Linked DNA regions of Homo sapiens: region 1 is linked to region 2. Evidence: chromatin loops called from intact Hi-C (ENCODE). Cell type or tissue: PC-3. All regions are shown on one strand.

Region 1 (5,000 bases), 140 kb before region 2:
GTTGGCTGATCCATAAGCCTGGGTCCTAGAATGAGGTCAACCACAATGTGAGAGCAGAGCCTCAGATTACCTTTCAAAATTATGATGTGAGTGAGAAATAAACCTCTGATGTTTAAAGCCACTTTAGTTGGGTTTAGTTTGTTCATGTGTATAACCCTAGCCTATATATTCTTACTGATACACAGACTATGCTTTTAGTTCACAATCTCTTGCTTTTAAGTTAAAACATACTTTAAAAATTGTCACCTCCTTTGAATGTTTTGTGACAGTCTTCCAAATTTCTAGATTTTGAGACAATTTGAAATCAAGGTTTCTCTAGTAATTTTTCTAGTTCTGGAGTTTAATTTCACAACACTTTTGAACACACTAGATTCTATATGAGTTCATTAAGCTCTCTCCACAATTTAAATGAGTAAAAAAATCAATTTTGTTGCTTCAAGAACCAGGCATGAAAATAAATAAAGGGAGAACAAGTGACATCTTGATAGGACTTTCTACCTGCCAAATTTCTATCTTGTAAGTCATGCAAATGTTCCCTTTTTTTCAATCTTCAAACTTATCTTGTTGAGCTATTATTAACAACACCTGTGTATGCATTCTCACACAAACATTCATACACACACACACATACGCACTCATAGCTTAACTTATTAAGAAGATTTAGGTAGGACATGTCAGCATCTCAGCAAACTTTGTCACTAATGCTCCCTTTTAATCCAGGAAGTCATGGTTTCTGCTAAGTTTAAAAACTGACTGTATAACTCATTAATACTCTTCCAAATATATCTGCATATTTACATTTCTGAAACTTAAAAGCAAATAATTTATCCCTTAGTTTAGGCTTGCATTCTCCATCAGCTTTTCATTGAGAAAATAAGTTCTGATTTTGGAATTGGAAATGCAGGTTAGGACATTAAAGGCAACAAGTCAATGATGACAGCATTAAGGAAAGTGAGGTTTTATTCCTTTTTAATCTGCAGTTAACACATTGAGCACTAACTCTGTGAATGGGCCTAAAATATGCTGTCTTTTCTAAAACTCTCTCACCATTTACCCCAGGAGGTAGGTATTGTCAACCCATCTCACAGATGAGGGACTTGAGACTTGGAGCTTAAGAAGTCTCAGGATCAATGAGGTGGCCAATCCAGGTCTCGAATACAAGACGTGCTCACTGTAGGGCCCACCCTCTGTCCCTTATACTATGCTGCACACATTGTTCTCTTTTTGTTGACACTCTTTATGGGCTTTTCTGGTGGTCTAGGTCATGAGACCTAATCAAGACCAACATAGACAACAACAAAAAACTTAGATCGTCATCTCCCAAGAGAACAAAGTGTCAATTTTTGAGTCCTTCCAATAAAATGGTGAACAGAAAAAAAATAAAAACACAGAAGAGAATCACTACACCTGCTACATAATTGAAGATTTTAAGTACTGAGGGTTTTTGTTCCCTGCTATGAAATAATTAGTTTATTTAAACACAAAGATACAGAATACTTATCTGGAAATAAAAAAATAAAATACTTTGATAATAACCTGGAGTGAATCCTTTCTTGAGTGATTCCCCTGAAATCTAGCAATTACAGTTTGAGTTTTCTGTTAATTTTCTCAATGGGACAAGACAAGAGTTCAATAGAAATAAAATTTCTAATCTTAGGCAGTTCTTTGTGACTTATGAGATATCATGATCCCCAAAGTTTTTAAAGGAAAACAAATACCTATGATTGAGCAAAAACTATTTTTAAAGCCTTCAAGGCAAAACCAATACGTGTTCATGGTTACATGGTAGAGAGCCTGTCAGAGAGTGTTTAATGAAGAGCTAAAGAGTTCTGTGTCTTGGTTAGAGGGCATGCGATCTTTTCTTACATGATTATGATCTCATGTGCTGTGACTTTATTTTGTTTTGTGGATATCCTAATCATAAAATATATAGCCATTTGTTATTTTTCTGGAGTCATGTAGTGCATTACAAATCATAGGATCTCAACAAGGAGAAGTTGAGATACCAATAGCCTGAAATATTTACAGTATGTATAAAAAACACATTTTAGAAGTTGAGGTATAAAGTATTGTCCATATAATAATGAAAGTATATGGATAAAAGGAGTCATGCAATACTTTCAAGTGCTAAACACCTTCTAGACTAAATAGTAGAAACTAAATAGATTCTACAAAGTGAGTTCTGAACTGGATGCATTTTCTGAACTTGCAGCACATGGAGCAAATATAAGGGAATTTAGCAAAGTAAGTAAGAATTTCACAATGCAGGGCCTTAGAAGGTAGAGCAAAAGGTTAAAATTTTACTCTGACATTTTTGGGAAATCATCACCATAGTGTCAACATCTAATTGCCTCTGCTTGTATGTGGTAACAAGAGAAGAAGGAGGGAAATAAATTAAGTTCAATAAATTATGGTTAAATTTTAAAATAAAAACTTTGGACAAATTCAATTTAATAGAGTTTATTTGAGCAAGGAAAAGAAAAACGATTCAGGAATCAGGTAGCTCTTAGAATCACAGTAGATTCAGATAGACTCTGGAGCAACTGTGCAGCTGGAAAAAATTTATAAACTGAAAAAGATAAGTGATGACGGAAAGTGGAAGCGAAGTACAGAAACTGCCGGACTGGTTACATCTTTGCATTTGCCTTATTTGAACATGGTTTGAAGAGTTGACCGTGGATGAGTGGTTGACATCTGACTACTGGGATAGGCTTAAACACAGCTATTGTTATCAAAGCATACCATTAAGCTCTGTTTTCAGATTGCCTACCTACTAAGTTAGAATACAGGTTATCCATAATGACTCACGTATTTAAGTACAGAGGCTCTCTCAGGCCAGGTTTAATTCGATTTACCATAAGGTGCAGTGAGTCAGACAGTGTGATGACACATTGGGTTAGTGGTAATGGGAGTGAAGTAAAGTGATCAGATAAACTTAGGATATAGTTTTGACTTTAAAATGGCGTGATTTGCTGGTTGCATGAATGTGAAATATTGAGAAATACAGAGGAATCGAATTGTCTCCTATATTTTAGTGTAAACTATTGAGCAATGTAGTTTTATGCAGAATGACAAGGAAAGCAGAGGGGGAGAATACATACTACGGGCAGAGAGCAGGAAGTCAAGTATTTGGTTTTGGAAATGATACTTTTGAGATGACTATGACATATTTAAGTGCTAATGTCCATGAGTTTGTTTAATGTTTAAATCAGGGATGCAGAACAGGAACAAGATACCAGCGTTATTGACAAAAGGCCTAGGAAGGAGGGAATAGACATTGAATTAGAAAAGCAGAGGGCTCAGGACTAAAAACGCCAATACTGAGAGGTCATTTATAAAGAGAAAAGTCAATAATTTAAAGAAGAGAAGATTCCAAGGAGGAAAAGCAGAACACTTTTTCTTTGTTAGGAAGTTAGAGAAGGAGATTGCTTCAAGAAAGCAACAGGGAACTGGTCCAAATTATGTCACATTTTATAAATACATTATTTATAAAAACAAGTAAACAGAATCATTTTCACTCTGCACTTTCTTAAAGTTTTACTGTATGTATTAGTCCATTTTCATGCTGCTGATAAAGACATACCCAAGACTGGATAATTTATAAAGAAAACAAAGGTTAATGGACTCACAGTTCCACATGGCTGGGGAGGCCTCACAATCATGGCGGAAGAGCAAGGGATGTCATCTTACATGGCGGCAGGCAAGACAGCATGAGAGCCAAGTGAAAGAAGAAACCTCTTATAAAACTATCAGATCTCGTGAGACTTATTCACTACCGAGAGAACAGTATGGAGGAAACCGCCCCTATGATTCTGTTGTCTCCTACCGGGTCCCACACAACACATGGGAATTATGGGAGCTAAATTCAAGCTGAGATTTGGGTGGGGATGCAGCCAAACCATATCAGTGTATTAATAAAAGGTATACTAATATATGTATGTTAATATACTGTTTTACTATTTTCTAAATAAAAATTTAGAATGTAGCTTCAAAATTTTTCAACATGTTGTACAGTAGAGGAATTCTATATCTTGGCCATATATGCTTCATTCTGAAGGAAGTGTTTGTTAGCATAAAGAAATTCATAAAGATATATTTATTTTAGGTTGGAGAATAAAGTGATGCAATCATGTTGATAAGTACCAAAATGCACTTAAGAAAAGTTGGAATACATTTCTGATTTTAGGAGAAAAAAACTACTAACCAATAAGAAATAGACACTTTAAAACCATAATGTAGGGTAACTATGTTCATACAATATATACAACAATATAGGTATGTATATTTATAATATAGTGAACTATATTCTCAAAAAAAGTTGAGAAACTAATGGGGGAAAGATATATCTATTGGTTAACAATTAGAAGACTCAATCAAGGAGAATACCTGAATTCTGTATTACTGCAGTATTCGTTATATATTCAATCAACACTTTAAATCCAAAAGAAAACTTCAATCAATTTACTTATATCTGTCTAAACTGTATTTATTACTCAGTCTGCATCCTAACATGTCACTCAGAGAACACAGCAATAGTATACTAACTGGCAATTTTCTTCAGCCTTGCTCCTCCCCAATTTATTAGCTGTACTTCAGGTAGAATTATGTAAAAACACAAATTGGATCATGCCATTTCTACATGCTTCACCTTTCATTGAAGGTAGAATTCATACTTAGTATTCGAATTTACAAAGCCCTAGGTGATATCTACCCTGTCTACTCATAAAACCTCATCTTGCATCATCTTGCTTTCTTCTTGGTACTCAGTCTCTTCTCTACATCTTTTAAGTCATTTCAACTTCTCAAATTTTTAAATACAATTTTCGCTTTTATGCATACCACTTATTCTGCAAGCAGGTCCTCCATTCTTTGCACACACAGACATTTTGCCTGAGTGTATGCTACCTGCCTGTCATGCCTATGTTTGTTTTTATTGTTTCTGGAAAGGTACTTAAGAACTGTTAATTATGAGTTATATTTGCCTTTTTATATTCTGCTTC
Region 2 (5,000 bases):
TCATATCAGAATATCATTAAGATTTTTATAGATATAATGAACATTATTCTAAAATTGGTATAAAAAAGCAAAAGACCTGAAGAATTAAAATAATATTGAAAATTATGAATATAAAAAGAGGAATCAGTCTATCCATTTTTAGACTCACTATATACCTACAGTAATCAAGTTTGTGTGATATTGATGGAGGAATCAATACATAGATCAACAAAACAGAATAGAGAACTCAGAAATAGACCTATATGAATATGCCCAATTGAGTTTTGACAAAAGTGCAAAAGCAAAATCATAAAGGAAACATAACCTTTGCAACAAATGTTCTAACATTCGTTATAGCAATTGGACATGTCTCAAACTTTATAAAAAGATTAACTCCAAATGGATTACAGACAGAGTGGGAGAAATAGAGAGATGTTGGTCAAAAGATATGTTTCACTTATGTGATGTGAAAACTTTATAGAGATCTAATATACAGAATAGTGACTATAGTTATTAATACTGTGTTGACTATTTTAACTGTGCTAAGAGAGTAGATCTTAAGTGTTCTCACCACACACACCTGCTAAAAGGTTACTATGTGAGGTGACCAAGATGAATATGTTAGTTTTCTGTAGTAGCCATTACTCAATGTACATGTATATCAAAACATCATGCTGTACACCTTAAATTTATGCTTTTATTTTAAAAGTGATTGCAGACAAATGTAAAATGTGAAAAATAAAACTTTTGAAAATTAGGAGAAAGATATTTGAGATCTAGAGCTGGGTAAATAATTCTTTTGCTGTGCAGAAGCTCATGTCCTGCACATGTACCCCTTAACTTAAAGTAAAAGTTGGGGAAAAGAAAGAATTCTTATAAAAGGCACAAAAATCAAAGAAAACTTTGATAAGTCAGACTTCATTAAGAACATCGAAATATATTTTCACTGTGAATGAACCTTTGAAGAGGGATAAAAGACAAGCTGCAGGCTGGAAAAAAACAATTTCAAATTACATAGCTATCTAGATTTTACAGAGAAGTCTCAAAAGGCAACAGGAGGAAAATGAGAAATCAAATGAAAAAATTGGCAAAGGACGTGAAGAACCATTTTAATAAAGAAGGTGTATGGATAGCAAATAAGCACATGAAAAGATATTCCTTATCATTAGCCACCAAGGCAAGGCAAATTAAAACCGCAATGAACTATTACTACAGACATATCAGAAATGCAAAATTTAAAAACAAAATCAAACCAAACCAAAAAATGTGGCAACACCACATGTTGATGAACATGCAAAGAAGTGCAATCACTCACACACTGATGACTGAAATACAAAATGGTTCAGCCACCCTGAAAAACAATTTAAAATTTCTCAAAAATCTGAACATATCACTACCATATGAACCACAGTTTGATTACCATTTGCCAACAATAATTGACATTTATCCAAGAAAAATGAAAACGTATATTCACAGAAAACTTGCGCATAAATAATTATAGAAGCTTTATTTGGAAATAACTCAGATGTTTTTCAATGGATAAATAGAAACCCCACAAAACCATGGTATATCAATATCATAGAATATCTCCCAACAAGGGAGAAAAAACCACTCTTTATAAATATAAGAATCTTGATGAATTTTCAGAGGAATTATAGTAATAAAAGCCAATCCCAAAAGATATATTTTATGATACAATTTATATATAATTAGCAAAATGAAACTAGAGAAATAACAGATTAGTAGTTGCTAGGAGTTAAAGGGGGTGAAAATGGAAGGAAAGTGCTCGTAGATATAAGAGTAGCATAAAGGATGCTGTAGCGATGGAAGTGTTCGGTATCTTGTCTGTATTTTATGTCAAAATCCAGATTAAAATATAGTTCTATAGTTTTACAAGATGCAATCATTAGAGTAGATCTAATAAAAGGTACATAGTACTTCTGTATTATTTTTTACAACAGCATGGAAATCAGTAATTTTCTTAAAATAGAAAAAATAATTAAAAACATTAAAATCTTGTTTGCTTTTTAATTTGGTATTTACAACCATATTTCTCTAGTATTTACAACTCTATTTCTAAACCAAAAGTATGTAGAGCTATTTTTAAATTTTCATGTTTGAAATATATTTATACTATACCATATGAGGATTTACCTTTATTAAAATGTGTTTATAGTCACACATATAAACACATAAACTCACCGTCTTCATCAGTATTCTCAGCCTAAAGTTCACAGCAACTCATGGTTAAATCATTATTCACTCATTTCAATTATTTAATATAAAAATATTTTTATGATCAAGCCATGTTATAATTATTATTCCTCTGTAATCAAACTATTTCCTTTTCCCCGATATTAATTATTTTGGACATTTAGTTCTGTCATGAATTGAGAATGTTTGGCTACATAAGACATAAAGAATTTGTGGAAATCTAGCATGCATGCTGTGGAGGCAAAACAACTGTAATAGAAGGGTAGTAAATATGGATAACAGAATGGTGATGTAGGACCTAGAGATGGTAGGAAGTAAGTGAAAAGCAGGGAGATTGTGGCCTGAGATATGAATGTATCAGGAAATGACCACAGAGAGACTAGTCATCTGCCTCTTGCCAAACATTTCATGTACAATGCTGAAAGTGTATATTGACAAAAGTCCTTACTGAAGTGAAGCTAATCAGAAGAAAGGCTTCTTATCGCCAATATTAGGCTGAAAATCATCTTTCTCTCTGTCTCTCTCTCTTTCTTTCTTTCTTTTTTTTTTGGACGGAGTTTCGCTCTTTCACCCAGGCAGAAGTGCAATGGCAGGATCTCGGCTCCTTGCAACTTCAGCCTCCCCGGTTCAAGTGATTCTCCTGCCTCAGCCTCCTGAATAACTGGGATTACAGTGCCGGCCACCACACCCAGCTAATTTTTGTATTTTTATTAGAGACAGGGTTTCGCCATGTTGGCCAGGCTGGTCTAAAACTCCTGACCTCAGGTGATCCACCCACCGCGGCCTCCCAAAGTGCTAGGATTACAGGAGGGAACCACCGCTCCAGGCCTAAAATTCATATTTGTAAATCACTTTGTTAATATTGGACACTAAGGAGATTGCAATACAGACACTTACCTCTTCTGAACTGACATTCATGGTAATACACGCAACATTTACCTTGGTAGTTATTCTTGTTATATAGTGGGAGGTAAGGCTTTATCCTAGACAGCCTTTTAAGTTAGAAATGACAAACTATATCAATAAATTATATTGCAAGAAAATCAACAGGACCAGATGGCAGTCATTCAAACATTCTGCAGACTCTTTAAAATTAATTCACTGAGCTAAAGATAAAAATATGTATAATCCATCATTGACAACAGCTATCCTGCCTAAAGACTGGACATCAGCCAATCTTCAACGTCTATGCTGCCACAAAAGTAACTAACATAAGAAGCATATATAAAAACATTTGAAAGAGATTCTATGGTTTCATATAATAAAGTAAGCTTACATCCATTTTTCTGAAAATTGTCTTAGGAAATATAGTTTGTCTATATTTTCTATAAAGTCACATATTTATGTAGATAAATAGATAATGTGAGTTGTAATATGATAAAATTAGGCTTCATGTAAATGCAAAATCATTTGGCTAACCTAATTATCCAGGATAGTAGAGGATTGGTATGTTAAAAGGTAGACTTAAACTTGGTATAGTTTGGATACCATCTCTAAGAACAAGCTGTGTTAGCTTAACAGGCATGAGATTTTCTAGGATTTCTAAGTATACTGTGACAATACTGAGGGTAAAGGATTTTTCTAGAGAATGCTTGTCAGCAAACCTGTTCTTTTGTGAAAGCGGTGGACCCAGAGCATAATTTAAAGATGTATTAATATGGGATATTATCTGACTCTTTTTTAGAAACAAAAGTTATAAAGAGAATCTGTATATTTCTCCAAGTAGTATCAATGGTTTTCACAAATATGAGAATTGTTTTGCACTTGCAAAAATCCTATTTGCCATACAACAAATAATCATAGAAATCATATTCCCTCATGTCCACAGGTCATGTTCATAATCAAAGGAAAGGAGTTACACAGGAATAAGTCACTGGGGATCACTTCAGCACTCTGAAAACCACAAAGTTTACTTTGTTTCTAATATGCATTTACTCTTTGAAAAGCATAGTAAATTTATGTGATTGCAAAGTAAAAACAAAACTTTCTTGATCCCACTCTCCAATTTTAAGTTCTAATAAAAACAGTTAAAACTGTAAAACAAAGAAATACATAAAGGTAGGAGAAAGTAAAATTATTCTTTACATTATAATGTCAACTAACATGTGGAAGAAATGACAGTTAAACTCATTGTAATAAGATTTTGATATGTATCAATGGATGTTCAAACATTAGATGAATGTTTGTTGAAAACAGGATCAAAATTGCTCCCCGTAAATGACTTATCAAATTCTAAGGGAAGGAAGGAAACTGTGTGTGGGAAAATCTGATGGTCACTTCCACACCAAGGTTACCAGCATCAATGATGGCGTGCACTGATACCAGGTGTTCCTTGATGTATCATTTTACACTGAAAAGGATACAGCTTCAAGTATATTATATTCCTGCCAAAAATTAATTACCTGGATCTAGTTAGGATAAAATATGCAAGCAAACACAACTTGTGGGACCTTCTATAAAGCTCTTGGCCTCTACAATTCAGAAATATCAATGTGAAAGGCTGAAAAACAGTTCCAGAATAAAGTATGCTAAAGGAACATTAACATTGAAAGTAAAATACATTTTTGTGTTGGAACTGGAGTTGAATAAAAATTGCTATGAAGGAGGTTTTAAAGGTAATTAATAAAAGTTAAACATGAATTTGATGAGAATTATAAGTATTGCATCCATGTAAATTACGTGAATTTGATAAATGCCTTGTAGTTTCATAAGAGAATGTTCTCCTAGTTCCTAGGATATTCATACTAAAGAATTTAAGGGTGAAGGATCATGTTATCCAACACTTAATTTTGGATGTTTCAACATAA

Evidence for each region. Hi-C counts contacts between places; a loop is a spot of excess contacts. Peaks named below come from ENCODE experiments on the same cell type or tissue, not always from the same donor. Only the 100,000 strongest peaks of a DNase experiment are listed, where the experiment ranks them.
Region 1: it touches region 2 in a loop (2.2-fold over the local background); 1 of 110 quality-filtered maps calls a loop at or near these places.

Annotation. Positions count from the first base shown.
Region 1 is chr5:12,633,580-12,638,579 of GRCh38, forward strand. The region is part of intron 2 of LINC01194 (long intergenic non-protein coding RNA 1194); the gene reads left to right. Among named protein-coding and RNA genes, the nearest start is that of LINC01194, 61 kb to the left of the region's middle. In PC-3, no CTCF peak of the experiment used is centred here; a DNase peak (open chromatin) is centred at 2,842; H3K4me3 peaks cover 570 bases; H3K27ac peaks cover 1,434 bases.
Region 2 is chr5:12,774,983-12,779,982 of GRCh38, forward strand. The region is part of intron 3 of LINC01194 (long intergenic non-protein coding RNA 1194); the gene reads left to right. Among named protein-coding and RNA genes, the nearest start is that of LINC01194, 200 kb to the left of the region's middle. In PC-3, no CTCF peak of the experiment used is centred here; a DNase peak (open chromatin) is centred at 2,559.